4 separate regions of the Mus musculus genome follow, and regions 1, 2 and 4 are each linked to region 3. The links are chromatin loops, found by intact Hi-C in ENCODE. Cell type or tissue: left cerebral cortex. All regions are shown on one strand. Links, peaks and the distances in the headings refer to the core of each region. The heading gives the core; the rest is flanking DNA. Region 1 overlaps Mapk10 (mitogen-activated protein kinase 10). Region 2 overlaps Mapk10 (mitogen-activated protein kinase 10). Region 3 overlaps Mapk10 (mitogen-activated protein kinase 10). Region 4 overlaps Mapk10 (mitogen-activated protein kinase 10).

The links. Hi-C counts contacts between places; a loop is a spot of excess contacts. Peaks named below come from ENCODE experiments on the same cell type or tissue, not always from the same donor. Only the 100,000 strongest peaks of a DNase experiment are listed, where the experiment ranks them.
Region 1: a loop joins it to region 3, with 2.9 times the contacts of the local background. A loop is called at or near these places in 2 of 42 quality-filtered maps.
Region 2: it touches region 3 in a loop (4-fold over the local background); 6 of 42 quality-filtered maps call a loop at or near these places.
Region 4: a loop joins it to region 3, with 3 times the contacts of the local background. A loop is called at or near these places in 2 of 42 quality-filtered maps.

What each region holds. Positions count from the first base shown.
Region 1 is chr5:103,160,793-103,168,165 of GRCm38, forward strand. The region is part of intron 2 of Mapk10 (mitogen-activated protein kinase 10); the gene reads right to left. Among named protein-coding and RNA genes, the nearest start is that of Mapk10, 47 kb to the right of the region's middle. In left cerebral cortex, for the core only: a CTCF peak has its summit at 3,413 (motif pointing left); DNase peaks (open chromatin) are centred at 1,051, 3,022 and 4,745; H3K27ac peaks cover 2,226 bases.
Region 2 is chr5:103,203,859-103,211,231 of GRCm38, forward strand. It overlaps Mapk10 (mitogen-activated protein kinase 10), which reads right to left. Exons shown (of 14, transcript NM_001081567.2): 1 at 7,032-7,373; 2 at 1,968-2,082. Among named protein-coding and RNA genes, the nearest start is that of Mapk10, 3.8 kb to the right of the region's middle. In left cerebral cortex, for the core only: a CTCF peak has its summit at 3,065; DNase peaks (open chromatin) are centred at 4,247, 4,470, 5,226, 5,792 and 1 more place; H3K4me3 peaks cover 3,008 bases; H3K27ac peaks cover 2,796 bases.
Region 3 is chr5:103,016,392-103,023,764 of GRCm38, forward strand. The region is part of intron 4 of Mapk10 (mitogen-activated protein kinase 10); the gene reads right to left. Among named protein-coding and RNA genes, the nearest start is that of Mapk10, 190 kb to the right of the region's middle. In left cerebral cortex, for the core only: no CTCF peak of the experiment used is centred there; DNase peaks (open chromatin) are centred at 2,295, 3,929, 4,740 and 5,336; H3K4me3 peaks cover 434 bases; H3K27ac peaks cover 2,409 bases.
Region 4 is chr5:103,170,738-103,178,110 of GRCm38, forward strand. The region is part of intron 2 of Mapk10 (mitogen-activated protein kinase 10); the gene reads right to left. Among named protein-coding and RNA genes, the nearest start is that of Mapk10, 37 kb to the right of the region's middle. In left cerebral cortex, for the core only: no CTCF peak of the experiment used is centred there; a DNase peak (open chromatin) is centred at 4,051; H3K27ac peaks cover 3,419 bases.

The DNA.
Region 1 (7,373 bases), core at 915-5,914, 140 kb after region 3:
CACACACACACACACACACAGAGCACACACACAGTGGTGATGGTGACGTGCTTAGAATTTAAAGTCTCGGTTTCTCTATGTGTTCAAAAGGCAAAATCCACTTCACTTTCTCCTCTCTCAGATGTTTTCTTTTTCCCTTTCTCTCACTTTAAATCTCTCAGCTGGCATCGCAGGCAGCTGCTTTCTCTCTGTGTCAGAGCAATCAATATATGAACATTTCTCAAAAGCGAAAAAGCATTTGGGTTGCAATTTGCTTTCTCAGCTGGCATGTATGTGCACAGTCATTTGGATTTACATGATGATGATAACCAGCTAAAGGCAGCACGGCCTTCTGAAAAGGCAACTGATTCAAAGATAACAGCTATGCAGCCATTTCTCATCCAGGCCCAGCTGCCTAATAATAGCATGGTAAAATTATTAATGAAGCACTGTCATGGCTGGTTAGGGAATGTGCCATCCAATTAGATGCAGTTTTAAATTCACTCTGGGCAAACCACTCCCTAGTTTTCTACCACCCATTCTGGTCTTGGTTTCAATGCTGCTGAACCACAGCCTTTGTAGACTACTCATTAGCATGCAGAATAAGAAACAATTGCTTGGAACTGGAAACACAGAAGCCAGACATTTGGCAACATCACACAGAGTTCACTGCTGAAGTCAACTGGCAAAGCCACTCTGGGCTGACAGGAACTGCCTCTGTTGTCATGGAAACACGGATGAACTGTGTTAGTAAATAGTTTGGATTCTCTCACCTGCCAAGACATAAATTGAACATTTACTGTGGAATTTTTAAGTCTATCTGAAAAATGGACTATTTGCCAGTAAATATTTGAAATCTCTCCTTGCTTCAGAAAAAAAAACCTCCCAAGCATTTGGAAATGCACTGGAATCCTTAGGTATCCAAACACAACTCAGTTTAATTGTGTGCAGAATGTTGTGGGTGGAGTTGGGGGTGGGGCAGTCGCTCTCCATTCTCATGGTGGCTTTTGTTGTCAAAAATCCTCATCTACAAGTTCACGGACAAAAGAAAATGAACGAGAAGGGTGTGGGGGTTATGCTAATTATTGCAGGAGATGGTTCTAAATATGTGTTAATGATTCAAGCCATTTCTTAGTTTTTCTTCAAGCTGTATTTATTCTGAGTGTCTCCTGTGCCCACTCATTGACAAATGAGCCAAGGAAGGCTGCCTCCTGCACACTTTCGCCTCAAACATCCCATTGTGGGAATTCTTCTGTCTTGATAATTACATTAATTATTAGCCTTAATTTACAAATGCATCAAGTATGACAGAAGAAAAATGTCTCCACTAAGGCACTTCTGGAAAGAAGCCATACTACAAGCCTTAGATCTCAGCATACTCAGTCTATCTTCTGGGGACATTCTGTCTCCTTTAACCTTCTCCCTGTGACTCTCTTCCATATCACGCTGAATTATATTTTTCATAGCAAGTGAAAATGTTTGGATTTTGCTCTGTCCACCAATTTCTCATCCAACAGACACTGTAGCATGTTCTTCTTCCTTGGTGACTTCTGACAGAACAATGCAAATATCTGCATCCATGTGTTGTACTCTGAAAAGGGAGAGGCGATACAAAGATAAATAAAAAATGTTTTCTCTTATGGCAAGGCTATTCTCATGGGAAAAAATGGTAGGTGCCTTAGAAAAGGTAAAACAGAAGTGCAACAGCAGCATTGTGAGACATATGACACATGGTTAATTTTGTTTAGGGATTGGAAAATGTCATACTAGGACAGTGTTGTCACTATACTCTAAGGAGTAACAGAGGATTGGGGGAGGGGGGTGAAAACATCATTTTCAAAAAGTTAAACTCATCTCTTTTGTTCAGATGGAGAACCTACCAAATGTTTTATTTGACTTACACAAATTCATATGCTCAGAAGTCACTCACATAGCTATAAACAGGAACCCTCAATTCCCAACAATTCACCTTCTACCAACACAAAACTGAAAGACAGGCCAGTCAGCTCCTCCTGCACCACTATGACCAATCAACCTTGCAAGCCCGTTTCAATTCTGAACAATTCTCTCTGACAAAGGAAGAAACAAGCATCCTGGGTTACAGAGACTATACACAAGACACAGACAGTAAAAGGCGGAAACTTGGATATGCCTAAAACTCAAACATTGAGTGGAAAGTGGTCAACGAAGCCATGAAAAGCCATCTAGGTCATTAGAAACAGGGGAAGGCTATTTGAAAAAAGCCAAGTTGAAAGATTTCACATGTGATACAAAGGCAGATTTTGTTCACAGGCAGTGGGAAGACATTAAAAGAATTGTAAACCTTAAGGCATGAAAACTAGAAATGTTGATCTCAGAAGAAGACAGTACAGCGGTCTCCAGAAGTCAGAGAACAAGATTGAAGATCAAAGGAGCAAGTTTGACTCTTTGAGGGCTTCCTAAGCAGTCTCCATTCATAGCCTTGTCTCGTGAGTAGTTGCTGTCATATATCAGACATATATATACACTAAGCATGCAAACCAATATTTATAATAATAAATCATAAATTTATTTTAAAACAGTCCTTTGGCATATGAGTAAGTTTAACACTCATTGAAGACAAAGCAAATTTCACACTAATGAGATGAATCTTCTTGTTTACTTTTACATAATAAATAAATAAGTCTTGGCTGAATATCTGATCCTGCATCAGAGAGTATATTCAATATTTTTCAGTTGATCAATATATTGATTTCACAATTATCAGTGCTGAGAATGATATATTATATAAATACATAATAAAGTGGCAGATGTATATTAAGAGTCATTTCAGAAATTGTTAGAATTCTGTTCTACAAGCCAAAATTCACTTAATGATTTTGAGGGTGGGGTGAGAATGTACATCCTCCCATGTCAGGGTGGAGCAACTTCAGATGTCAAGCTAAAACAGTGCCTCCTACCTTTGCTTTGAGGCAGGGTCTCTCATCAGCTGGGAACATCTCCAAGCAGGCTTTGAAGACTGGACGGGAAGTTTCCAGGGATATACCTATCTCTCTCCTTCACCATGGTTACAAGCATGGACCAGTGCACACAGACTTTCATATGGTCTTAGGGATCAACCTCAGGTCCTCGTACTTGTGAGGCATCTGTTTCACAGGATGAGCCACTTCCCACCCACTCACCCCCATTTGATAGTAGATAGTACTTTTTATAAGATTTAAGTCATCAATTCAAACAATAATTTCTGAACTCAGATATTCTAGCACTACAATCCAAAGATGGACCGATTTGACACATGGGTCCTGAGGAATCACATCAATAGACCTTTACATTCTGCAAGAGCAGGAAACTCTGCACATACAGTAAACCTTGGTGGCCCTGCATGGCTGTGTGGCAGGTGTGCACTGTGCAGTCATCTGCTGTGTTCACACCCAAAGCTACAGTGACCTCTCGTGGCACAACACACAGCCTCAAACAACTCAGACTCACTAAGTTTGACTACTTTTAGTCAATCTTGGGTCCTCGCAGGCTCAGAACCCTTTCCCTGAGGGTTGTTTTTGTATGGCTTTACATTGAGTTTATGTGACCACCAAACCTCCCATATGGGGACATAACCCATTTTAAGCAGCTGTGTACTATAGCACAAGGCAGTGAACTAGTTTACAAGGACTTGTTCTTGTTTATCAAGAACTCGAAAAGAGTTCCAACAGTTCTCAGCCCAAAAACATAATAAACATTTAAGGAGCCATAAAGGTTAATCTCATGATGGATCCGAGCCATTGTGAATATGCACCTAGTACTCATATTGCACCCCAATAAGCAATGATCACGCCAATTCAAAGGATAAGAGTATGCTATGGGTACCCCTAAAACTTAATCTGTTCAAATCTCCGTTTTCTAGAATTACGAATTACTTGGGGTATTTTAAATATAATACGTGATTTCTTCTTGTTAGATTTCTAAATTCCAAATAAATATGTATGCTTGAAATATGTATCTCACTTAATCATAGGTCTCTGTTCGCGGCCTCAGAGCTACCCTTTCTCATGTTTCCCCCAGCTGCTGTACTTGAATCAGACTCTGAGCTCATGGCAACCTTATGGCCCTGGTGTTCACGCAAGGACATATGTGGGAGCCTACATGTTATGTAAATAGAAACATAATGTCCTTTGTGGTTTCTAGTGTTATTGTACATAAACATATGTACAGAAAGTTAGCATGCATTTTAAACATCTTTTAAAAACATTTTATAAAATGAAATCCATCATTGATACATACTTGCTTGTGACCAAGTAGCAGACATAATAGATACTAACTATCCTTTATCCCCGTTTGCTTCCTATGCAGAAGAGACTTTCATCTATGAATTTTAACCTAGAAAAAGGTGATGTGGCTTAGGAAACTTCAAGCAGTCCTCGAAGATTGTTTTAAAGCCATCCCCTGGGAGACTCTGTTTCCGTTATGCCAGAGTGCTAGGATCATTTTCTGTAACTGAACAACAGTCATGTCCTAGAATTCAAATGACCAAAAACTCAAAAAAAAAATCGTAATTCTGAAATATGATGGCAAAACAAAATAGATGTCACTTCAATGTCTATTTCCATTTCAATAAAAATAATCACTTTTTTTTCAAGATAATCAGGAGGCAATTTTTGCATGCATGATTTTAAACATCCTGATAATGGAATCAACGGCTGTGCCTGACATTACCACAAAGTAAAATAGCAAGACTCCCACACACTGAAAACAGACCGAGACTCCCACTTGCCTTTGCATTCGGTGCCTTGTGACCGTGACATCAGAGATCAGAGCATCTCTCAGAGGCTTCATTGCAAACTCTTGGAAGAGCAGATAGGAAAAAGGAGAACTAAAGTATTATAAAGATATTGTTGGCTCTGTAGATTTCTTGTGAGTCAGGAACTTTCAGTGGCCCCAGACTAAACACTGTGAGAAGTGTGCTGTTGCGCTCACTGCCTTCCTATCTCTCCACACGCACAGACTTGGAGCCATGAATATGGGACAGCATGGCCAAAGTCATTGTGCAAAATTAAATAAGAGCTACCACAGAGCAGATTTTTGCCCCTTAACATTAAAAAAAAAATTTAAAGTTCTTGGGGGAGATTCAAAGAGAAATTATAGGAAATATTTTCTGTTTACTCGTAATATTTCAACAACTAGACAAAGCTTAGACACTAACATATTCTGAGATGCCTCTTACCTACTGAATGAACAATGCTATGGTGGGCCTTAGGTTGCACTGAAGTAAGACTAATTCTACATGTGCCCACATGTGTGCTCAGGCTGTACAAAGGGTAGGCGAGGAACATTCAAGCACATGTTTCCTGACCTTCCAAATGTGTGCTGTCATTCAAATGACAACCCAGGTATGACGATAAGGGACCTAGAAGAAACAAATAACAAATACAACAGAGAGAAAACCAGACATCAGATCCAGGTGACCTCCAAAGGCACTGTCATTTTCTGAGTTAAATTTTCAGACAAAGACTCTTCATTTCTCTAATTAGAAATTGACTGCCCTCGCAGAGCTGCCCTGTGAGAAAGGGAACCCACAAACTTATGCTGTATAGGTTGAGATTTGCTTTGAACGTGCTGAAGGCAAGTTGATCATATACATGCCCGAGAGGTGTGAGGGTGACGAAAACTCCATGCTCCAGCCCTACCACTTCATAAAAAGAACCTGGGCTCTCGTGCATGAGAAAGGGGCAATGAAATGGGCATCATAAGATGTAACACTGGTTATACCAACAGGAACTTTACAATTTAAAAGGCAGATCCCACTGCATAGAAAAGAGGGCCTATCCACATTGGGATGTGGAGACTTGGGCTCTGGGATGCACAAGCATAGAGGACTTGAGAAGGTAAAGATATGAACCAAGGTTATCCCAAAGTCAAGAAGTGCGGTGACCCTTCAAAAAGCATGGATGATCTAGCTTGGCTGAAGCACAGACAGGCTTTGTGTGTGCAAGTGTTGCTCAGAAATGGTGCCTGTGCTTTCCTGTAAAGTCCAGGCTGAGGACCAGTGTGCCGTCAATTCTGGGGCACATTAGTGATCTGAAGTTGGAGATTCCTGCACCCAACTACTTACCTAGGAGACTGAGGAAAGATGCTAGTGAGAAGCCTCCATATTCAGTTCAGGCATGCAGCAGACTGAATCCTGAACTGAGCCCTGGCTGTGGCATTAAAGGGTGTGTTCCAGGCAGGAAGTGCACAGCACACTACCAGGTGAAAGCATTTAAGAGATAAAGATGTCAAAAAATGTCTCAGGTCCTGACACTCGTCCATTAGGGAAATGCTGGCAACATTAATATTAATAGGGTAGAAAAAATTGATTTGAAGTGAAAAATAATGGTTGCTTGGCATCATAAATTTCAGATTTGAGGTTAATTACCCATTTGAAAATAAGGAATAGTGTCTGAGGTTCATACTGCCTATTGTCCTTAAGTATTATCTTAGTGTCATACGCTCCAGTGTGGGGAAGAGATACAAAAGTCTTCCATGTAGCACAACAAATAGCTAGATTTTATTGCTGCATTTTTTCTCCCAAAATAAATATCTGACGTAATGCAATATCTCTGCATAATTTTCAGGCTAGTACAGTCTTCCACAAAATCTACTTTTCCTTGCTGAATAGCTTAAACCTCAAAATGATAAAGAGAAAAAGAGAACTAAATGACGCTATAAGAGAACATGGCGATACAATACCTTTATGCCTCTCTTGGTACATGAGTTCCCGTAGGCCCTCCCCCACTTCACCAGGGAGGATGTGTCTCACGACATGATTTAGTTAAATTATAAATAGCCTATTTAGGTGCATAGATCCAGGAATAATGCCCACAAGCTCCTTACTCATGAATTGTCAAGCTCTTAGCTTAGTTTAGAATAGAACGGGGGAATAATACATCTGTTCTGCTGTGGAAGGAGAGAGGACATTTTTCAAAGCTATCTGAGACTGGAAAGAAAGCACACCACTAAAAATGAAAACTTGCTTTTACTGCTATTTTTGCTAGTATGAACTGGCGTTCAGCTGAAGGAATAATTGAAGCTATATTTTCTGATATTTAAGTTTTATTTAATGAATTTTGAACTTGATTGCAGAATGCTAAAAGTACTCAGCATTATTCAGAACATAGCTTGGCACAAAGTGGATTGTCATTTAAGTACCTCTACCACCAGCACCAGTACCACCAGCACTACCACCACCACCACCACCACCACCACCACCACCACCAGCACCAACAACACCAGCAGCACCAGCAGCACCACCCCAGCACCATTATGAACTACAAATTTTAGATCATGAAATTTTCTTCCACTCTTAAAATTGAAAAGAGGCATTTGTATCTTATAATCCTCACAGTAAAAAGGAAAGAATAAAACTGAAATTCTCTTTAATT
Region 2 (7,373 bases), core at 1,458-6,457, 190 kb after region 3:
AATGCTGTGCACCAACTCACATAAATATGCTCTATGTGTGAACGTTATCACTAGAGGATTAAGACCGCAGAAGCTCTAATGACAATAATGTGGAACTGAAGTGTAGACAAACTGAGATACGTATTGAAAAGCCACGTGGTTATACATTCTACAAAGAACAGCAGCAGGTGAATGACAGGTAGGACTACTGTGCTGTGGAGGGACAGGCACATGATCTGGAGTGCGCAGGGCTTGCTGGGAGCCTGTGAAGTATGACGCATGATTATCTTTGCCTTCCATTTCTGATTATAATATATGTTACATTATATATAATAGAAGATATAATATATTCTTCTAGTGGATGAAATATCTACAATTTTAGAATAAGCCAGTTGCATCCCTCTCTGACTTAAGATCTCCAAAACTATTCATTTTAGGATAAAACCCAAACACCTTAGCTTTGTCCAAGAGATCATGTCTGCTGTAACCCTCTCTATCCATGGTGATCAGTGTCCCCGCCATGTATTGATTGTGGGTTTTCCTCTGGCTAACCTCTTACTACACATAAACATCCACCAAAATATCCCTTGCATGAAATCTTCTTGACTAATTTTCTCTGTATTTGTGAGATTCTCTCTGAAATCCCTTTGAACCCTATGTCTGTCTATGGAACCACACTTCACAAGTATACAATCTTGTCCTGATAATAGCACATCATGTAAGTGACACATTCCTTAAACTGAGAAGTCCTGTAAGACAGAGAATTCCATCTAGCCAACAAATCAATAGCATATCTACACAATAGATTCTCATTAAGTATTAGCTTAATAAATAAATGTTTAACCTGGGGATAGAGCACACCTTCTAACTACATAACATATAGCAACATATTATAGTCAACCATATAAAACTGTCATTGTTATAAATCATAAGTGGTTGGTTATTGGCAATTATCTATGATTCTTCCTTCATAATGAACACACAACACATTTTTGTAAAGCACCCTATAGTGGACCTTGGATATTAGATTTGCATCTTCAGTGGAATGGTTGGTAGATTGTAAAAACCATAATGTAAATCACTATAGAATTAATTTCCTCAGATTTCTGCAGCTATAAGAGCCACATTAAGGCACAGGACAGCCTTGCTCTGAAGGAGCCACCAGGCAAATGGACATGAGACACTGATCGCCAACACCAACAGCTTCCTTTCACAGAGTCTTCCAGGCACTGATCCTGCATTCTGTTCCTCAAAGATGTTATTTGGCAGACCACAGCTTCCTTATCTCGACTTTAGCTTACTAACTGCTGACTTTGGTGACTGACTATGAAGCAAGTGTAGATTTGACTTTAGATATTGAATTTGGGTGCGCTAATCTTTTATAAAATAATACATTTTTTTCAGATTATTCTAAGTAGGCAGAGCAACTAACTATACCTTTAATGTTGTTTCCTGAGCAGATGAATTTGTAGCTGAAAATATCCACAAATGTGATGGAGTTCTCTTCCCTGTGTGTCTGAAGAGCTAAATGACGTGTGTGAGGGGGTGTGGGGGTGGGGTGGTGCATGGAGGTTTGGTTCTGGAATCAACCACTCACAATTTAGCTCAGAACCAATTTATCTACTGAGAGAGTTTAACCACTAGAGTGACATGCTGCCTACAAACAAGGCCACTTAAAAGAATGCTACCCAACCTTTACTCTATAACATGGAGTTATTAACCGAAGCTATCCTATGTAGACTGGGATGGCTCATAGAGGAGATTGCTGTGGTGTATCTCAAAACCACAGAATAATGCAGAACAGTATTAGAAGCACCACACCATCAATTAATATACATGTTCTTTTCCAATGATTTTTGCCTAGATCGACTCCATTTTGAGCAGTGCTTCTTCAAATCCATCTATGAGGCGATATGTGGCAATATGGTAAACGGGTCTTGTTGACTCTCAGCATCCTACTAAGGAATACTTGAAGATGCTTCACTTACCACTGCTTCTGTGGCTTCTCATCTATGGGAAAGGGGTCTTAACTCAACAGCGTCTTGCCTGAGTGGCCATAACCAAGATCTGCGATGATCCTGCTGGTGCTGTTCTCACAATAGCCTAAAACCAGAGCAGAACGATGCTTCAGTTGCATTTTAAGATTCCACACTCAACTTCATCTTCATGACTAAAACCAAAATACTAACATCAAATACAATAGAACAGTTTCCCCGGGGTGGCAAGGAAACAACATAGGACATTTGAGGTAAGAGTTTCTGTTAGAATCTGTTGCAAATGAAGAAACTTTTGGTGGCCTCTGTAGCAGAACAGCTAGAAGTTTGTAAACTCTGACCATGGAACTCAGTTACTAAGTATCTGAATGGATAGGATATTTACTTCTCTAACTGTGGACTTTCAATCAGTTCAGCTTCCACTGGAACACAGTCTTCTTTTTACAGCACAGTTCACTGGAAGAATGGCTACACAGCTACTAACAAAAAGAATCCCCTGGTATCCACAACATAAAAACTAAGCAGATGCTGTTCTGGAGGCAAAAGAGGCCACTATAGTAATCTGATCTTATTACAGACCCACTCCTTATCCTTGCTGCCTTCCTTATTTTAGAGCAGAGTCTCAAGGCCCATGCCAAGTTTTTAATGTTCTTCCTACTGTCAAACCTCAGGCTTGATATCCAGCTTAACAAATATGGCCGCCATCTTGAAATTATCTCCCTTTCTGGTCAAATAAGGGTCTCATCACCGTCCCTGGTGTTAATTTCTAGGAATACTTTCCCCACCATCCTCTCATCTACTTCTAACATCCAGGCATGGTCTGCTTCATCATACATAGCCATTTTAAAGCAGAGTGTATCTTCCTCTTCTTCATTCCTATTGTACTGACCATCAAACTGTCCTGTCTTCACTGTTTAAGTCAACTCCCCACACGAGCATTGACTCCAACACCTGAAACCCATCTCACCGTCTTTCATGCATTGCATTTTTCAATTAACAGACAACTATTGTGTGCCTAGTGTGCCCACTGTGTGCTAGGCTGATATGACACAGTATCTGAAGGGACAGGAAATTACTGTTTGGTGAGGTGGTTGGTGTGAAGAGAAAAGCTCCCCCTAGAGACACAAAATAAACACAGCCAAGTAAGTAGTCCTAGGAGCCTGCCTTCATACTCTGTGGTTTCAGGACCCATTTCCACATGGAAAGAGAACAATGACTCCAGGATCCCACACTTAGGAAGCATCTAGTACATCCAGGCCAGCCACTAGCCACACACCAGGACTTGGTTTTATTTCTATGAGGAAAACCCACTGACATGAATTTTTAGAGCTTTTAAGTCTCTGTTGCTTATGTTTTGTCTTGATCCTGAAATTAGGGAGGAAGAGGGAGGAGGAGTAAGGGGAGGAATTTGTAGAAACCTGTCCCTTACTGTGCAGGCTGCTTAGCAATGCCTGGTGCCCTGTGCCATGCCTGGTGCCCTGTGCCATGGCTGGTGCCCTGTGCTCTGCCTGATACCTTGTACCATGCCTGGTGCCCTGTGCTCTGCCTGGTACCCTGTACCATGCCTGGTACCCTGTGCCATGGCTGGTGCCCTGTACCATAGCTGGTGCCCTGTGCCATCCCTGGTACCCTGTGCCATGCCTGTTACTCTATGCCATGCCTGGTGCCCTGTGCTTTGCCTGGTGCCCTGTACCATGCCTGATGCCCTGTGCCATGGCTGCACCTTCAGTCTGCACACCACTCAGAGTGTGTGAGCAGTTGTGAGTGGAATAATTCCACCAGAGCTCGCTATCATTTATCTTTCTGTACAAAGCTTGGCTTTCCATTCCCACCAGCGCTCTTCTATGAAGTCTATGGGTTTTGTATCTTGGAGGCACCAGGGATGACAATGGTGAAAAAGGCCAAAGTAGCTTGTTGTGGGTCCAAAATGTCAATTAGACTACAAAATTCATTGCTGAAAATAGGTGTGTTTGGAAACTGCTTGCATACATATAAGTTTGATTTAGAGATCTTTCACTGTTACCCAATGTTGTTTCCACTCATTTTACCAAGATTCACTATTAAAAAAGAAAAAGAAAAAAAAAAGGTTTTTCTATGTTAAAGATGAGGGAAACAATGGTCCTCAAAATACACAGATTTTTAACTTTCCTTTCTCTAATTAGCTGGAGAGATTGAAATGTACTCAAACTGTGGGTGTTGCGGGGGTTGGGAGGATCAGTCTGCTCAAAACACTTGAACTTCAGTGTGAAAGCCAGTAAGGAGTAACTAACACACAAGCTCCCTTCTAAATGACAGCTTCTCCTCAAACAATATGCAGCAAGCCCTCTTACCCGAGCCGGCAGCACCGGGTCTCAACACAAGATTATGCAATGCAATAAATAATCTCAATATGCTGAAGACACAAATGGATTTTGTTCGCCTTGACTGATGATACAGCTGCCCTCCCGGGAGTCTGTAGGCCGCTTTCCCCAGGAGCCCTCCCCTCCTCACTAGCTCTAGCTCGGGGGAGAAGGTGCAGTCACAGATGCCTGTATGGAGGGAGCTCCTTTGCGTGCCCGCAGCCAGGAGAGCACTGCACTCCTTTCTAGTTGCTACTGGACACTTCTGCACCCCTCTATAAAAGACTGCCACCATGCCAAACAAGAGCTTGGGAAGGAACCTTACAGGAAGCAGGGCAGGGGTACAGGGATGAAGTCCTCTACAGTGTGGATCCGTTTGCTTCTCATACAGACTGAAGGCAGCCTTCGCCAGCAGCCCATTTTTCTGACAAGCAACCAAAGACTTGCTTGGCTTAGTCACAGCCATACCACTCCAGAGCTAGCCTCTAGCTACAAATAACACCTGAGGTCAGCTCTGGTGCAAGAAGAAAACACACCTGACCCCGTGCTTAATAAACAAGGAAACCTCACTGGGTCTTTATCTTGTCATCAGGATGGAAAGGCTTTGTGGCTAAGCTTATATTCCAAGAGACAGGTTCGTTTACATGAGCCTAGAATATAACTTTGAGTATATGTATATTCCTTTGAACACTTACATTTAGGCAAATCTCCTTTGCTCCTGATATTCCTATAGCACAACACTGGCAGCGAGTGAGTTTCGCTGTAGATTTCAAATAACACTTCTATGGCATCCGTGTCACCTCTCAGTTCCTCTTAACCTTGAAGCATCTTGACCACATACTATGAAACCGTAGTACTAGCTGCAGATGCGCCAGACAATGACAGAGAGAGCACACTCGGTCCCTGGGGGATCCGTTTGTAATCACCCCTTCAGCATGCAAACATATCCCCCTCCCCCAGCCGATGCTGTTTTGGGGGAAAGCAAGCAGGAAGCTGGAGGCAGCTGAATCTGCCACTCCCCAGGTAGTGTCTCAGCTCCCCTGTCACTGGGAACCTCTTTTCATTACTACTGCAAAAATCTTGCCCTGAAAAATGAAAGCTATGAAGGACCAAAATGAAAGCTATGAAGGACCGGAGGGAAGAAGAAGCCAACAAGGAAGCTGGAAACTCATGCTTAAGGTCAACCGCCTTTCTCATCTGCTTTTCTAGTACTTTGTGTCAATTTGAAGGGTAAGACCTAGACACCCCCCCCCCCAACGAAAGAGAGGAAACACACAGCAGAAGCAGCAGGACTGCTACATCAAACTGTCTAGCCCTATATCCCCATGATTCCAAAGTGGAGTTGGAGGCTCCTGAATCCATTCATGAGCATGGCTCCTGTGCTGACATGCTCACTGAGGACAGCCATCTACTGAAGCCTCTCTGAGAGAAGTGGCTATTACCGCAACCATTTTAAATGCATTGACCAGCATCCTGCAAACCCATCCAGGATTGGCAAAAGCAGCATTAGAAAGAGGCAGAAATTGGGCAAAAGAAAGTGGTGCCTGGTAACGGCAGCCTTCCTTCACTCCCGGCTGTGGCCTGTCCCATATGACTTAGCCTGTGTTCATGAAAGTTATCTCCGTCACACAGACACATCGCTCTGCAGCAAACGCAGAGCATGTAAACAACCTTGTGGCTGCTTCAAAACCTAGTGCCCTGGGGTAAGCCATTCCTTTCTGTGGCCAAATTGCAATGCCCTTGAAAGTTATCTGCAGAAGAGAGTCAAAGCAGCACCTAGGTCCTTCTATTTAAATGTCGGAAGGAAAAGGATATGTATTTTTTTCCTTGAAATATCCATAACCTGATTTACTTGGAGGTTTTTCAAATAAAGCACTCTTATTCTCTGAAGCACAAACACATAAATTCTGATAACTGTATCATCAAGCTCCTTTCCAATGACAGCTTTTTTTTTTCTTTCTGAAAATGCTCTGACATTTCTAGGGGACACAGTATCTCAGCACTGAATACCTGGGAACCTTGCCATAGAAAAATGCTGCCTGCTGTGACTGAGAGATCACTTTCTTAAAGGGACCTTCACCTGGGTGGCTGCGGTGCCGCCGGTGTTTGCTCCTTTCCCTGGTCTGTTCCCTGTCCTGTGTTCCTGTCTGCAGCCCAAATTTAGCTCAGGGTCTTTCTACAAGAGGAACATAGTTTCTAATATTTTGGTAAATACCTCTAAACTGCAAGAATGTATTCTAGAATATTTAAAGTTAAACCGGTCTGGAAATAAACATTTATGTTTACTAATAACATTTTTGAATGTTTTATGAGACCCATAGCATTTCTCAGTTAAAGTGAGATCCAGACTCCTCTCTCTCTCTCTCTCTCTCCTCTCTCTCTCTCTCTCTCTCTCTTTCTCTCTCTTTCCTCTCCCCCCTTACCCCCCTCGTGTGTGTTTCTCTTACTCTGCCAAGTCATAACAATAATGGTCTGTCCCACCTTCTAGAATTCTTCACTCCAAACAGAAAGATTTTAGCCTCCATCTGAGAAGAGATGCTTTGCCCAGAGAGAAACACCAGTTTTCTGCCTCACAGATAGTACACTTGATTAAACCGGCTCTCCAACACCATCACTTCCTACTTTCTCATGCTCTCTCCCATTCCACCAGGAACGATGACAGATATCATCCACCCTCCCAAACCAGGTTAGAACCCAGAATGAGCAAGGAGCCACCTACCATTCCGTGCCTGAGAACTAGGATCCTGGTCCGGCTGTTTGCCCCAGAAATCCTCCCTACTGGGTAGTCATTAGCCACATTCCAAACCGGAGTAAGGAGCAGAGTCTTTGGAGGTGTAGCGATTGTTTAAAAATAATAACAGACAGGTGATTTCCAAGAAGACCCAATCTTTAGCTCACTCAAGCCCCTAGTAATTGAGGAGTGAGGAGGAAAAAGGAAATTTGTAAAAATGAAAATAGAAAAAAAAAAGGGTAAGCATATAAGAAGCACCACCCACCCCCCATAAAAATAAACTGAGACGACGAGGAGGCTTAAGAGAAGAGAGAGCGGCTTGCTGAATCA
Region 3 (7,373 bases), core at 1,428-6,427:
TTATAAGGACAACATTTAATTGGGGCTGACTTGCAGGTTCAGAGGTTCAGTCCATTGTCATCATGGAAGCATGACAGCATCCAGGCAGGTATGGTGTAGGAGGAGCTGAGAGTTCTACATCTTCATCTGAAGGCTGCTAGCAGAATACTGACTTCCAGGCAGCTAGGAGGGTCTGAAAGCCAATGCCTACAATGACACATCTACTCCAACAAGGCCATACCTACTCCAACAGGACCACACCTTCTAATAGTGCCACTCCCTGGGCAGAGCACATACAAACCATCACAGTAAGTATTCTACTTCTCACTTGCAGCAAAGATTAACATTGCAAAACATAATTCTACTAACAAATCAATGGCACAGTGTCTACCAGACATAAATCTGTTTAAGCTCCCGAGTCACTGAAATACCGCTCTCTGACATGTTTCCTAGAAATCATCCTTCCCAGATTCTCACATTCTGAAAGAGGAAACCAAAGTCTGAGGCAGATAAAAAGAGAAGGCTGGACTCCATTGTTCATGCTGAGAACCAAGAGTCACAAACAGTGATTTAACTAATAGACGTCATTTGCCACAGGTAGGAGTTCTATGGCTGTGATGAACGCCATGAGCAAGTCCAACTTGGGAAGAGTCCCTCATCAAAAGCATTGAAGGCAGGGTCTCAACCAGGGCAGGAACCTGGAGGCAGGAGCTGATACAGGGCCCATGCAGTGGTGCCTTACTGACTTGCTTCCCATGGCTTGCTCAGCCTGCTTTCTTACAGAAATCAGGACCACCAGCCCAAGGATGGAGCCACTCACAACAAGCTAGGCCTTCTTCCATCAACCAATAATTAAGAAAATGACCTACAGGTTTGCATGCAGCCCAATCGTACAGAGGCATTTTCTTTTTTTGTTTGTTTGTTTGTTTGTTTTTTCGAGACAGGGTTTCTCTGTATAGCTCTGGCTGTCCTGGAACTCACTCTGTAGACCAGGCTGGCCTCGTTTTGTTGTTGGTTTTTTTTTGTTTGTTTGTTTGTTTTGTTTTTTTTTCAGAGGCATTTTCTTAATAGAGGTTCCCTCCCCTCAGATGACTTTAGCTCATGTGAAGTTGACATAAAAGTATCCAGCATACCACGGCTTTCCATGGGTCAACAATCTATGCATCACGAGCTGGATCAGGGTGTTCACAGGCTGAAGGGATGTTGTACAGCTTAAGTTCATATAGGCAGCAGATGTCCATTTCCTGTGGTTCTAAGATGAAGATCTGGATTTCCTTGCTGGCTGACAACCAAGACTGCTATCAGCAGCCACCCCAGTTTGTGACCCTCAGACGAGATTGGGGCTCAGTTCAAGACGACATGTGGATGTCTTAGTGTGATAAGATGGAGCCTACACTTAATCCAGGAGCTAACTATCACATTACCTCGGTCACATTGGCAGACTAGAGAGGAGTCAGTCTCCATCTGTTGAGGTGGGCGGTGCTTAACACATGCTGAACTCATTGATATCACTGTAAATTGTGCCTTAGGACAGGAAGTCCTCGCAGTGAATGTATTCGCCCAGCTCTGCTCCATCAGCAATACTTCTTTCCATGATTCCAAATCGATTATGGTTTCTGACATGAACAAAGATTAAAGGTTTTGAACTATTCCTCTAGAAAAATCTGAAGATCTACTAACAGGAGACCCAGAGTCCTGCTAACTTAGTCACATTAGCAAATTGTTTTAAGACAGAACAAAGCAAAGAGCAAAGAGTGCCCTAGAGTCATTTAAGAGCCAGGTTAGAAGGGCTCTCCTTGGTTCTCTTGGCCCAAAATAATTCATGGAGTCAAAAAAAAATTAAAATAATCAAGACTTGAAGTCAGCAGTAATATCTATTCTATGCATGGGATAAAACAAACAAACCAAAAAAAAAAAAAAGATTTCATTCTCTATGGCTGGGACTGAGCAATTTTGTGTAAATGATAGTACCTATTTCATAAATATGATTTTAATGTCTGTGTTTTTGAGTTTCCCTCAGCAATGAAAGTAGAACCTTATTAAAAGACAAGCTTTGGAAGTCAAAGAGTGAAGAAGGCACATTCAGAAAGAAATGAGTGTGTTTCAAATCAGAAGAGGCCCCCAGAGCCATCCATAAACCTGCTTGAGGATTCGTTTGCCATTCATTCATCTGATGAAGGCTTTGTCAGGGTCCCATTCACTGCCATCCGTCTTGAGGAAGCAGAGGGAAGAGCCATATGAGGTGACAGCTTTAGTATAGAAAGTTAGCCCATTCATTCGTCACAGGCCTGCTGTTTCGTTGTGCCAATTTTGAGAATTCATTGTCCATAATCCACATAGTGCAGCTGCCAGGAGCTTGGTGTACCAGTATCAAGAAATGAAATCCCCATTGATGGAAAAAAAGGCCCCAAAGTCAATGTCAGATTATTGAGAACAAAGATCGGACATCAGATTAAAAAACTCAAGACTATTTCGGGGGCTGATGAACCAAGATCCATCTCCTCCCTGCTGGCAGTTCCTGGAAAATGAGCTTTAGAAGGCTCTTAAGATTCAGTAGACCGAACTTTCCCAGGTCTCCCTGGAGCCAGACCTGAGTCAGGACAATGAACGAAAGCAAAATGAAATAGGAGTGTGTAGGAGAGCTTGCCCATTGCTCTCTACAATGTTTCTTCTTGTTATGAAAGGAGATGGAAAAGCCACGGCTTTGGGCAAATAAGGAACGATATCGCTATAAAGATCCCCAGATCTCTGTGAAATGGTTGCCTATTTCCCGGAACAACACAGCAGCTCTGACTCAAAGGGAAGGTAGAGTTCAGACACAGCTCTTTGCATCCAACATCGCAAGCTGGGTCCTATCTCCTAGGTATCCAGAAGCAGACCCTATCTCTAGGAGAAAGCTATGCTTGAAGTGAGAATTCTGGCTTATCACTATAGCTCCAGCACTCAGCCTGGCACCTGGAACACAGTAGGTGTGAAATGTGAAATAAATGCTTGCTAAATTGTATAGAATGGCAGTGAAGAGGAGCCTGACTGACTTCAAGGAAGAACTCAAGACAGAAAAGGAAATACACACAAGACAAAAAGTAAAGAATGGCTTCCTATCTGTGTCTAATTCATGCACATTCTTCTAGCTCTTCAGCAGTGGATTACGTCACAAGTGCAAACAACAAACAAACAAACAAAAATGTTTACAAACCTAAGAGTTCTTCTCCCTAGTGTGCCTTTTGGTTAACCAGGTAAAATAGGCAAGAGGAGATAGGAAACGCTAAGACGGTTAGTGAAACTATGAGGAAACTTTAACTATATTGCATTATCATGCCAAACGACATTATTAATAGATATTGTGAGTAAATACAATAGGGGGTATCAATATTTCGTCCAAGAGACATCAAATTACCTACTTCTTTTCTGGTGTGATTAAAGTGATAGTTTTAGTTTACGTTCACAGAGCACACATCATATAGAGAGCTGCAGCATGTTGAACATTTGTGTAGATTTCACTAAATGTTAAAAGATCTCAGTTCCAGTTAAAGGACTCTTAAAACCAAGAATGTCTTATATCACAATGGTTATTTTAAAATGTTTCTGAATAGCAATTTCATGAGATTGTTGAAATATAGAGAGGTTATTATTATTCAATAAGGCTGGGATGTTACAATGCTAATGTAAATACATACTATTATGATATATAAAAAGATGGGCATTATAATGTCTCTGTTATGTTAAGTGCTCTCTGAGTAAAGGGAGCCGGATCCTAGTAGTTAAAATATGGGTAGCATCTCTCTACTGCTTATGCAGTAAAGGCACAGTATGAGCCTGTGGTACTGTTGGCCTAGCAGGAAGCTTTAGATAACTGCATGTGCATCTTCAGTGAAGATGGGAAAACATGCTCACATGCTCCTGTATCTCCCTATCATGGTAAGCCACCGAAGCTACAAAGCAACACAGCCAACTCATCGTGGGCAGCAACACCTCAAACTGGAGCAGGAGACTGACAGGGAGGCTCAGTCAGCAGAGAGGTGAATTCAGATCCCCAGCATCCAGGCAGAAGAGCAGCTGTGGAACTGCTCCTATAACACGGGCACTGGAATGGGTGTGCACCGAGACACTGGCAGTCCCTGGAGATTAGTCGCTGGCCAACCAAATTGGTGAATTATCTTTTCAGTGGGAGACGGTGTCTCAAAAAATAAGATGAAGAGCAATTGAGTATACATTTAACATCCACCCCAGACATACAAATACATATACACATACACACACACACACACACACACACACACACACACACATACACATACACACATACACACACACACACATACACATACATATACTTGCATACACATAAACACATATACCACCCAGACACAAATACACAGGCATATATGCATGCACACACACACACATGCATATATGCACAAGTATTTTTAAAAATACTATGAACCAAAATAAACCAGTATATTATCTCAATTATTGCTTTGCTGGAAACCAGCACAGTAGTTGGAGAACAAGTCTTAGAAATTAAGAAATGAATAGAAATACTTCTAACAAGAAAAAATTTACATTTCAAAGTCAATGACGCCCAAAGCCAATCCCTTTCCATCCTCATGGACTGTAATACAGAAATGTTCCCTTTGTCCTCTTAGGAAACAGATGCTTACCAACTTAGAGTGCGGTTGGATTTCAATAAACCTATCACAAGTTGAAAATATCCTAAGCCAAAGATGCATTTACTGCATCTAATCAACCACGCATTGTTGCTTAGCAGCACAGAGCAGTGAAGCAGCTGTGGCTCAGGGTCCCTGCTCAGCCCTGGGAGAAAAGAGTGCTGCTTAGATCTTTATCTGCATACAGCATCAAGATCAAAGATAAGCTTTCCTCGTTGTGTAAGGGTATGTGCATATAAATCATCACACATACACACACATACATACACACACACACACACACACACACATACACACACACACACACACACACACACACACACGTTTCCAAAGCTGACAACTATCTAGAAATTCCTATATAAACACTGAGGTTCATAATTTATTTTTGGTAGTTCAAAAAACAATCCTTTCCATGTGCAAGAAAACATGGTTATAGTATTTCCCTAAAAATGGAGAAGGGATCAGGGACAAATGATCCAAGTGTGGCTTTTATTAATCGATCACCTCTAAGGCAGACACGTCAGAATGAAAGTAAAGTAATACAGCATTGAAAACATACACTGTGGTGTAAAAACCAGAGCTGATTCACGTACACTTCCGGGTTATGCTGGCACAGTGTAGACACCGCTGAGCCAGCGCTAGCTTTTCTGCCAAAGAGATCCATCTCGCTCCAAGCTCAAAGATGTGGGGGTGTCACTGGCACAGGAACCACTCTGTGATCAATGGTCTTTGACATTTTCTCTAATTTCCCTTTCCCTTCCCACTTCCCTTTCTTAGCTGGCCCTGGGGTGAAAAGCTTGCTCCCATCAGCCGCTGCAGTGATCCACAGCCAGAGGCTTGGAGTAACTGAACCGCTAGCCAAACAAACCCTTTTTGTCTTTGTGGTGAAGACTTCACAGTCCAATCAAAGTTCTATCTCTATTTCACAGCACAGTGACAATATTGAAGACATTTTGAACAGCTTATCAAATATGATCCAAAGATAGCCAAGGTAAGAGCGATACTCAAACTCACTTCTTCAAAAGGAGTTATTGCTTCCTTTCAAAATTAATCCCATCAGTACCTTCCTCCATCCTGGAAAACTATTCTGTCACAATCCTCATTTCTCTTCCCAGTCCCCTTTCTCTTTGCTTCTCTCTGGGAGTCTTCTGCTTGCTTTCTGCGCTCGTTTGTCTTGGCTTTCATTCTTCTCCTTTATGAATGTGGCACCTGTCTCTCCCTTTATTTCTGTGTCATTCTGTCCCTGACGCCTGCTGTCCTTCATACGTGTGCCTTTTAACACCCAGGATTCCTTCTCTCATAATGGATACGCTTTTCCTGCCACTAAACATTGTAGGCTTCCTTTATCTGTGAGGACTCAATCTGCACTGCTAAATTGGCAGCAAAGAATTCCACCCAAGAATAAGAAAGGTAAGATGACATGCTCAGATAAAGGTATCCAAACCAGGTGATTAGGTCCAAAAGTGTCAAATCAAATAATGTGCAGACCGGACATCTGACATGACTCTAACTCGACAAGAATAGTTCAGCATATTTTGGTACAGAGAAAAAAAAAATGGATCCCAGAAAGCTGGGTGTGGACAAAAGAGATAGCAGAGAAAACCAGGAGCTCACCAGCAGTATCTGCTGGTGACTGCTCTACACCACACAGTGTGCTAGATTGCGGAACTAGAGCTGGAAGCAAGCTTGACTCCTGTGCCTTAAAGAGGCTCTAGTCTGGAGGGAAAGGAGGCAGAGCACGGAGGGAGAAGGCAGTGTAAAGATGATGTAAAGCTGCCACAATGGAGAAAATGCAGGCTCAACTGGAAGCTGCAGGAAAAAATGCTGCATTTAGCTCTATTTAGCCAGAACTTAACTGCTTTAGAAAGCTCATAGGGTGCAGAGCCCTAGCGTTTCTCCCTTTGCTGGGTACTCTGGCCTCCCACACAGTTAGATTGTAGCTGTGTGACGGAGTCCCAGCCTGTAGGAGGGAGCAGAAGAAAAGCATCACTTTTGGGCCTTGTCCATTAAACTTCCACTGTGGATTTACTCCCTTCTGGCCATTTGGAGGCTCTAGTGCTTTTCTGTCGTGTTGTCTCTGAGAGGGCTAAACAGAATGCTGGCTCCCACCCTCCTTATCTTTTCCCTTTAAGCTCCTATCAGTCTTTTTAATTTGTTTCAGATCATTCAGCCAGAATGATCCTGACTTAAGAATAAGGATTGAAGGATGTGAGGAAACTGCCCAAGAGGTGCAAGGCTGTCTGTGTCCCTCTCCTTCTGGATGGTGGACCCTAGATTGATAGATAGATGATAGATAATAATAATACACAGATGATAGATTGATAGATGATAGACAGACAGATAGATCATATCTATCATCTGATAATAAGATAGGTAGACGGATGATAGATAGACTGATATATGACAGATGATAGATAACAGATACATACATACATACATACATACATAATACATAGATTGATAGATGATAGATAATAATTATAGATAGATAGTAGATGGTAGATAGATGACAGATAGTAGACAATGAATAGATAGATAGATAGATAGATAGATAGAGAGATAGAGATAGATAGATAGATAGATAGATAGATAGATAGATAGATAGATAGATAGATGATAAATATTCAGAGCAACAAGGATGTATTCAATAGTCACCCCCTGCCGTGACTGTCACCCCTGCAGTGTATAAGAGTGAAAATCAGCCCCCACATCCTGTCAGAGCAAATA
Region 4 (7,373 bases), core at 1,517-6,516, 150 kb after region 3:
CTCAGCTGAGGTTCTGTATCAGATATATCTAGGTTTGTGTCAATTTGACAAACAAACAAACAAACAGAAAGTATACACGGTTAGCCATCTTTATTTCACTCTTGTTATTTATTTTATAACATCATATTGTGTTTTTTGAAAGCCTATTCCATACTGTGTGGATAAAATGAAAAGAACTGAGCTTGGATGAAGCCTCCCAGTCACTGCTGAGTTGCTCAACACATACCTCTGCCCCTCTGCTGTGCCACAGGCCAGCCATGGTCAGGTACACAAAGAGGAGATGAACTCAGCGTGTGGACTTCCTGGACCCTCCGTGTGTAAGCACCGCTTCAGTGTAATAAACAAAGACATCTGCTCAAAAGCAAAGACCAAAGCCACCTTTCCTTCAACCGCCTACCACCAGCACTCAACTTTCTCCATGGTAACTGCATTGTGAAGATGCTTCTGGCAATGCTGACATCAACATCTAATTAACCATGGAGATTTTACCATGACTGGCCATAACGTCACAAACATTTGTAGTGTTCTGGTACACATCCTGGGAGTTAGTGGTGTCAGTTCCATCCCAGCACATGCAGCTACCTTCCAGGTATGCAAACTGAGTCAGTCATTAGTGAGGTTGATTGTGGTGATGGCGGTCACAATACCTAACTATCCTCTAGGAGAACTTAACAATCACAGAGTTGAGTGGTTTTTGCACTACACAATCAAGTTAGTAACCACTCTTTTCCTCGGTAACAATATCATCAGCAGAGGGTCATGACAGGGCATGTCTCATCTAACCATTAAGAAAAGCCTATTCAAGATGCACAGCTTTAGGGAAGGTCAGGCAATCCTTTGCATAATAAATATGATTTAACCTAGCAATGGTGAATGAGAGGCATCCATCTAGGACATGCACAGACCTAAAATTCAGGCATTGGCCCATGCCTGTGTTGCACCAGAATAATGTCCTCTATTCTGGCTTTTATTCAAAAAGTACAGAAAATATATTTCATCAGCCTGGGCAACCCATCTAAATATCAAGTAGTCTATGACCGAGTGACTTTATAATACATGAAGATTCTCAGCCGGGCGTGGTGGCGCACGCCTTTAATCCCAGCACTCGGGAGGTGGAGGCAGACGGATTTCTGAGTTTGAGGCCAGCCTGGTCTACAAAGTGAGTTCCAGGACAGCCAGGACTACACAGAGAAACCCTGTCTCAAAAAAACAAACAAACAAACAACAAACAAAAAACAAAACAACAACAACAAATACATGAAGATTCTCTCACCCATGTACAGAGAAGATGGGCTTCATCATTAGTAACTTCCTGACCAGGTTAGAAATTTACTAATATTTCTAGGACAATCACTATAGTATATCAAGGGAAAGTCAATTTTAAATTGCTGACAACCTATAAATTTATTGAAATATTTTATTTTTAAATTAATTTATGTATTTATTTACATCCCAAATACTGCCCCCTGGGCCCCCTTCACAGAGTTCCTACACCCATCCCCATCCCCCTCCCCTTCATCTCTGGGAGGGTAACACCCCTTCTCCCCTTCCCCCCTCCCCCCTGTATTCCCTCCCATCCTGGTATATAAAGTCTCTTCAGGATTAGGCCCATCCTCTCCCACTGAGGCCAGCCATCACAGACATGGCAACCCTCTGCTACATCTGTGCTGGTATCACTCACTTCTGGAAGGTTCTACTTGCAATGGCTTGCCCTCCAATTTTTTTAAAAACAAATCTCTCACTGTGTTTTTTGTTGTTTCTTTCTCTTCTCAGGAAAGATTCTTTGCTCTATTCCTGGTTTGTTTGATATTTTTTTTCTTCATAAAGGCAGCTTCGATTACTTAGTCCGTATCTCCTTGTGTACAGATCACACCTGACTTTAAAATGGGCTGCTTCCTTTAAGAGTCCAGCATCAGAGACAGATCCAGAGATATACCCAAAAGCCAGATTTGAGCATTACGATGAGTAGCCTTTAATGTTAAATCCTCACCCCCTCCACAAATAAACACAGTGAGGCAACCATGCCTGTCTGTTCTTAAAAACAGACAGCTCTGTTTATATGCTAACAAATATAGCACATTTTTATATTGCTTGGCTACCATAAATGTATGAATATCACAAAATGGCTCAGCATTAACCAAGAATCTTGTCATAAATATGAAGGAGCAAGGCATAAAACTCACAAACCCTCAGCTTTCTCCTACTCTGAGCATTAGCATTAGTGCTCAAAGAAGAAACATCACCTTCTCTGTGCTTCTTAGTTTGTCTGCCATGTTGTTATGATTTTTTAATATACTGTTAATCTTATACCACCAGGTACTTTTGAACTCTCCTGCTTGGAGTTTGAGAAGGCCATCCAATGTGCCATTAAACATAGCATTTTTCTAGTTTTGCCGTGAGCAAATAAGACTTTAAATTACATATTATAATTACATTCCTTTAGAAAATGATGCCAACTTTTATACCTTTCCTTGTAGAGCTAAACTATAATACATATTCCATGGCATGTACACCAAGCAACAATGAAACTCTGATTCCTCCGTAGGCTGCATGCATCTTTTTGTGAAATCTGGCTGTATCAAAAACTGAGCCCCCTGTCCCATGCTTCCCTGTGAAGATGGCTGGAACGGCCCAGGATCCAGGATCATCAGGCTACTGAAGAATCTCGCTGTGGAGAAAACAGCAGGGAGACGATCCTGAGCACTGGGACCACTGTGTTACAGAGGAGCTAAAGGGCAGGGCCACGCCCTCACCAGAGCCTTTCTCTTGCTCTTCAACAAACACTATGCCTTGTGTTCCCGAAGAATCTAATAAAAGCTGCCTATACAAGGGAAGTGTCTCCAAAGGCAACAGATGCGCGCACACACAAAAATCTTGTCTAGATCCTTACAGTATCTGGCAATAACATCTTCAAATATTCTAATGGCAAAATTAATGAAATCATGGGTCAAAACGTTTTTGGGCTCACTGTTAAGCCTTGCATATGATTGTTTCAAGTTAGTAGAAAAGTTTGAGACCATTGTTTAATCCAAATGAATTATTTTTCATCCTACGTGACACTGAGTGTCACATTTAAACACCTTTAGCAATAGTGCGTCCATGGCCACATAATATATTCTCTTTTTGTGTAGAACTAAGGGTATAGACACTGTGCTCTATATGAAACTTCCCTCATTCTATTCAAGGGCTAGTAGGTATATCAGATTATAGAGATTACATTCCACCTTTCCCTATACATGGGTATGAAGATGTCTACAGCATCCTTCCAAGTACATCTGATCTATCGCGTATACAAGGGAACCTTCTAGGACTACCTTTGAAATCTGTGGGATTGCATGCTGAGTGGCTAGCAATAGTGTTCTACTTTGTGTTGAGTGGCCATTTCCCCCAGATTGAAACTTTCCTTCCAGAAGAAAGATGGGTTTCACCTCTCACACTCACCACACCAGTCAGCAAAGGAAACAAGAGCGAGCAAAGGAAGCATCCTGGCATGGCCGACCCTCAGCTATGGATGCACTAATACCTGAACACGATGGCTGAAAAAGTCACAATGACATGAAACTGCGCATTTAAATATTGTTATATCCTTCAAAGGAAAATTGTTCAATACAACTAAAACAAACACTTTCTTTTCTTAAGAATAGTGAGGCATGCAACACGAATAAACACATATTATCAGTCATCGGACTAAGATAATGTATATAACAATACCATTTCCAGTGACAGCCCAATAAATTCAAGGAGGTGAGATCTCTGTGCATGTCCCTTATCTCTGTCTGTCATACACAATCATCCATGGAAATACACTACAATTTTTAACTACAGAGAAATTTACAATTACTTTGCACTGGTTTTAAAAAAAAGCTTTAAAAGTAAAAGCAATGTACTTTCACTAGAATAGACAAAAAATTGTAAGGTGGTGTGATGTTCATCTCGGTTGAGACAATGACCTTTGACTTGGGAAGCAGTAGCTGCAGGCAGAGGTGGGCATGTCCCATAGTTGTTAATTGCAATGCCCATATGGACCGTGGGTGGTGAGGAAGCTGAGTCCCTTCTGGAAAGTGGGACAGCAGACAAACAGTCTCAGAGGTGTTAGCTGCAGGCAGCTGCTGTTGCCATGGTGAAAATGTCCACCGATGCTTCTCATTTTGCACGAGAGGAAATTTTTTTTTAAGCTCCGGTTTTTCAAAACCTCCTCATTAATACTAAATGTGTTTGAACGACGTGGAGGCCTTACTGAATACAGTGGCAGTCCAAAGTAGTTCACTTCTAACCTCTAATCTAATCCACTATGGTAAAGGAGCCATGCCCACTTGAGCTCCTCAGACAGTCACATGCTGACCCTTTGACACTTACAGAGAGGTTCTCCCCCTCCTGGAGGGAGCCATGTCACCTTACACCCCAGATGCACTCTTCTATAAAATTGTATCCCAAATTGAGAATCTGTCATATATTTACTGGGAAGCACTGAGTTCGGTCTCTTGAGTTTCTCCTCGTTGTCAGAATCTCACTATTGTCCTGTCTAAACCCCATGCATCAAGTCACAGCCCGAACCTTCACATTTATGTCCCTCTTTGTGCCTATCTACATCTTTTCCTCAGAAGATATAGCACCACTATACTGTGCTACCCCACTAGACAAGGTTAAAGCTCCAGTGTTCTGTTCTAGGAAACTGCTCTTCAAAGTCTACGGCTAAATCTTCTGTATTACTTACTTACTTGTTGCTGGAATAAAACACTGGGCCAAGGCAACGTAGAGGATGTCGGATTTGTTTGGGTTTACAGTTCCAATGGGTAAGGGTCCCAGGTGGCAGCAAGCAGCTCACACAGAACCTGTGTGTTTGCATCTCAAACCACAAACATGAAGCTGAAACAGTCACCGGGTGTGATGGGATCTTTGAACTCTTGCAGCACACCTCAGTGTTGTGCTTACTCTAGCAAGGCCACAACTCCTAAACCTACCCAAGTGGCATCACCAAGAGGAAATCAAGTGTTTAAAACCCAAGAGTAGAGGACCATACCCATTCAAACCACCAGGTTCTCCTTCCTTGAATCAATGACACTTTTTTGAGACTCATAAACATGAATTCTGTTTTGTCTTCTTCAGTCCCCTCAATTTAGGTACAACTTCTTACACCATTAAATTTCCATCTTGAATCTTCCACATTTGAACATGAACATACTATTAATTCTAACAGATCAATGCTAACATATTACTGAGCTAAGTACTGAAGCAATTGTGATTGGTTGGCTGGCCACACAGCTCTTTCCCCGACAGGGATGGGGAAAAGTTCCGTGTGACTTCCAAAACACACTGCCTGTACTAAGGCCTCCTCCGTCTCTGCTGCAGAACCACATGCTCTGACATTTTGACTCTTAAGAGGATGTTCCTGAAAGTAATGAGCAGGGGCCATATTAGGAAGCTTGGCACTCACAGTCCAGCTCTCGACCAAGCAGCTCCACATGCGCCCTTGGAGAAGAGACAGTGTGGTAACAGAGCCATGCCCACTCATGCTCCTCAGACATGCTGGCCCGTGGACTAGAGAGTTATGCTGCCCCATTGGTGGCTTTCATGGTTGTGAAAAGCAGAGTCGAGAGCTCAGTTTATTCCAGATAACACATTATTTCATTTGAAAACACATCCCCCTAATCTATATACTTCAGAAATAATGAGACCAAACTGGCAAAATTCCACTGTATCTCCACCGCTGCGAGGTCATTTCAACTCTGGGCTAGCTAAAAGGTGAAACGAGAACCTTCGCTTTACTCTCATTTTCAAAAGTGGTTCATATTTCAATGAGGTTTCAAAACACCCAAATATACCCAAATAGCCAAAATCAGCAGACTGCACACACTTACTACCAAAAAGAAAGGTGTCTATGAACATGAGTTTGGGCTGATAAAGAATGGATTCGGGTTTTCCCTAAACACTCAGCATGAGCTGCAAGCTTGCTTTGTTTTCTCAGACAAGAACACATGGTATTATTCACTTGGAACATAGTTTATGTTTTAGTGGAACTGCGCAACAAATAATTAGGTCCATTTTCAGTATCACTGTAAATTCACAGGAGGAGTTAAAGAGGGTGAGGAGAGGATATGACCAAGATGCATTGTCTCCACATATGAAATCCTCAAAGAATAATTTTGTTAATGTCAATATGCTATTGTTTCTCTAAATTCATCCATCTTGATCTATGACAACTATAAAACCCACAAATTAAGTCATGCGTTTAAGCTGCATTCTATCATGCTTTGAGTCATCGTGATTTAAAAAAAAATAAAAATGATTCTAAGAGGTTTGCTTACACATTTTAAAATTAAGGGGGGAAAATGCATTTGTTTGACCTTAGATTTTTTTTTTTCTGCCTGAGCTTCTCACCTCTCAGGAGACTGCCTTTCCTCTGTGTGACATATTCTACGATATAATCTCGTCAGCTAGCTTGCATTCTGCAGGATCTATTTATAGAACTCAGAGGCTATGCAGACACAGAATGGGAGGCAGGGACTTACAGATGCCTTTCCTGAGTTAATTGGCAGGGAGGAGGCGGGCAACCTGAATGACAGCCACACCGAAAGCCTGAAGAGAGAGGGACCAGGCAGTGCTCACAGGATCCGTTCCACACTTGCTCATCCAACCAATTGCCCTGTTCTGAGACTCAGTAGGGAAGGCAGAGGTCGATTGTGTGTTCAAAGGTCCTGTATCAGGTAGTGATTATCCCTAAATTTTTACAGCATAATATCACTGACCTCCCCTTAGGCCCAAAGAAGCCCCATTCTTTTTCCCAAGGAATTCAGTCAGCAGTTGTGATGAGTGTGCTGATCAGATTCCTTGCAAAGTTAAAATATTGTAGCCATAGGGGGAAAGAGGTACTTTTCAGATCTCAGAGGTGTTCATTGTAGATAACAGCATCTTTGACAGCAGATGTACAAGAAGGTTGCCTGCCATGAAGGAAGGAGTGATAAAATGTCCACTTCCTTTTGGCTCTCTTCCTTATAGTCCATCTGCATAATCTCAAGGCTCTGTGGTCTCACATTTCATGTCCACTATAAACCCAGAGCAGGCCAGGGCAGACACAAATCTTAAATAAATTATAAGCAGTGTTTGGCAACCTGCTGCCAAACATGCTAAGTGTTTTATGTGTGGCCTCACCTTTCTCCCTCACCTAAGCCTGTTGTGTCTCAGAGAACCAACCTGGGCTGGATCAGGCAACAAGCAAGGATCCAAGCCAAAGAGGTAGCCGTTCTACCAGACTTTCTACTCATAATCTTCCCTGTAATTGTCTAAGCAATAAGTGAAGATTCCAGAAAGATCTAATTACAGAAGAAAATCAGGTAATTACGTTGGGCAGGTCCTCTGTCGTCGTATCTGTGACT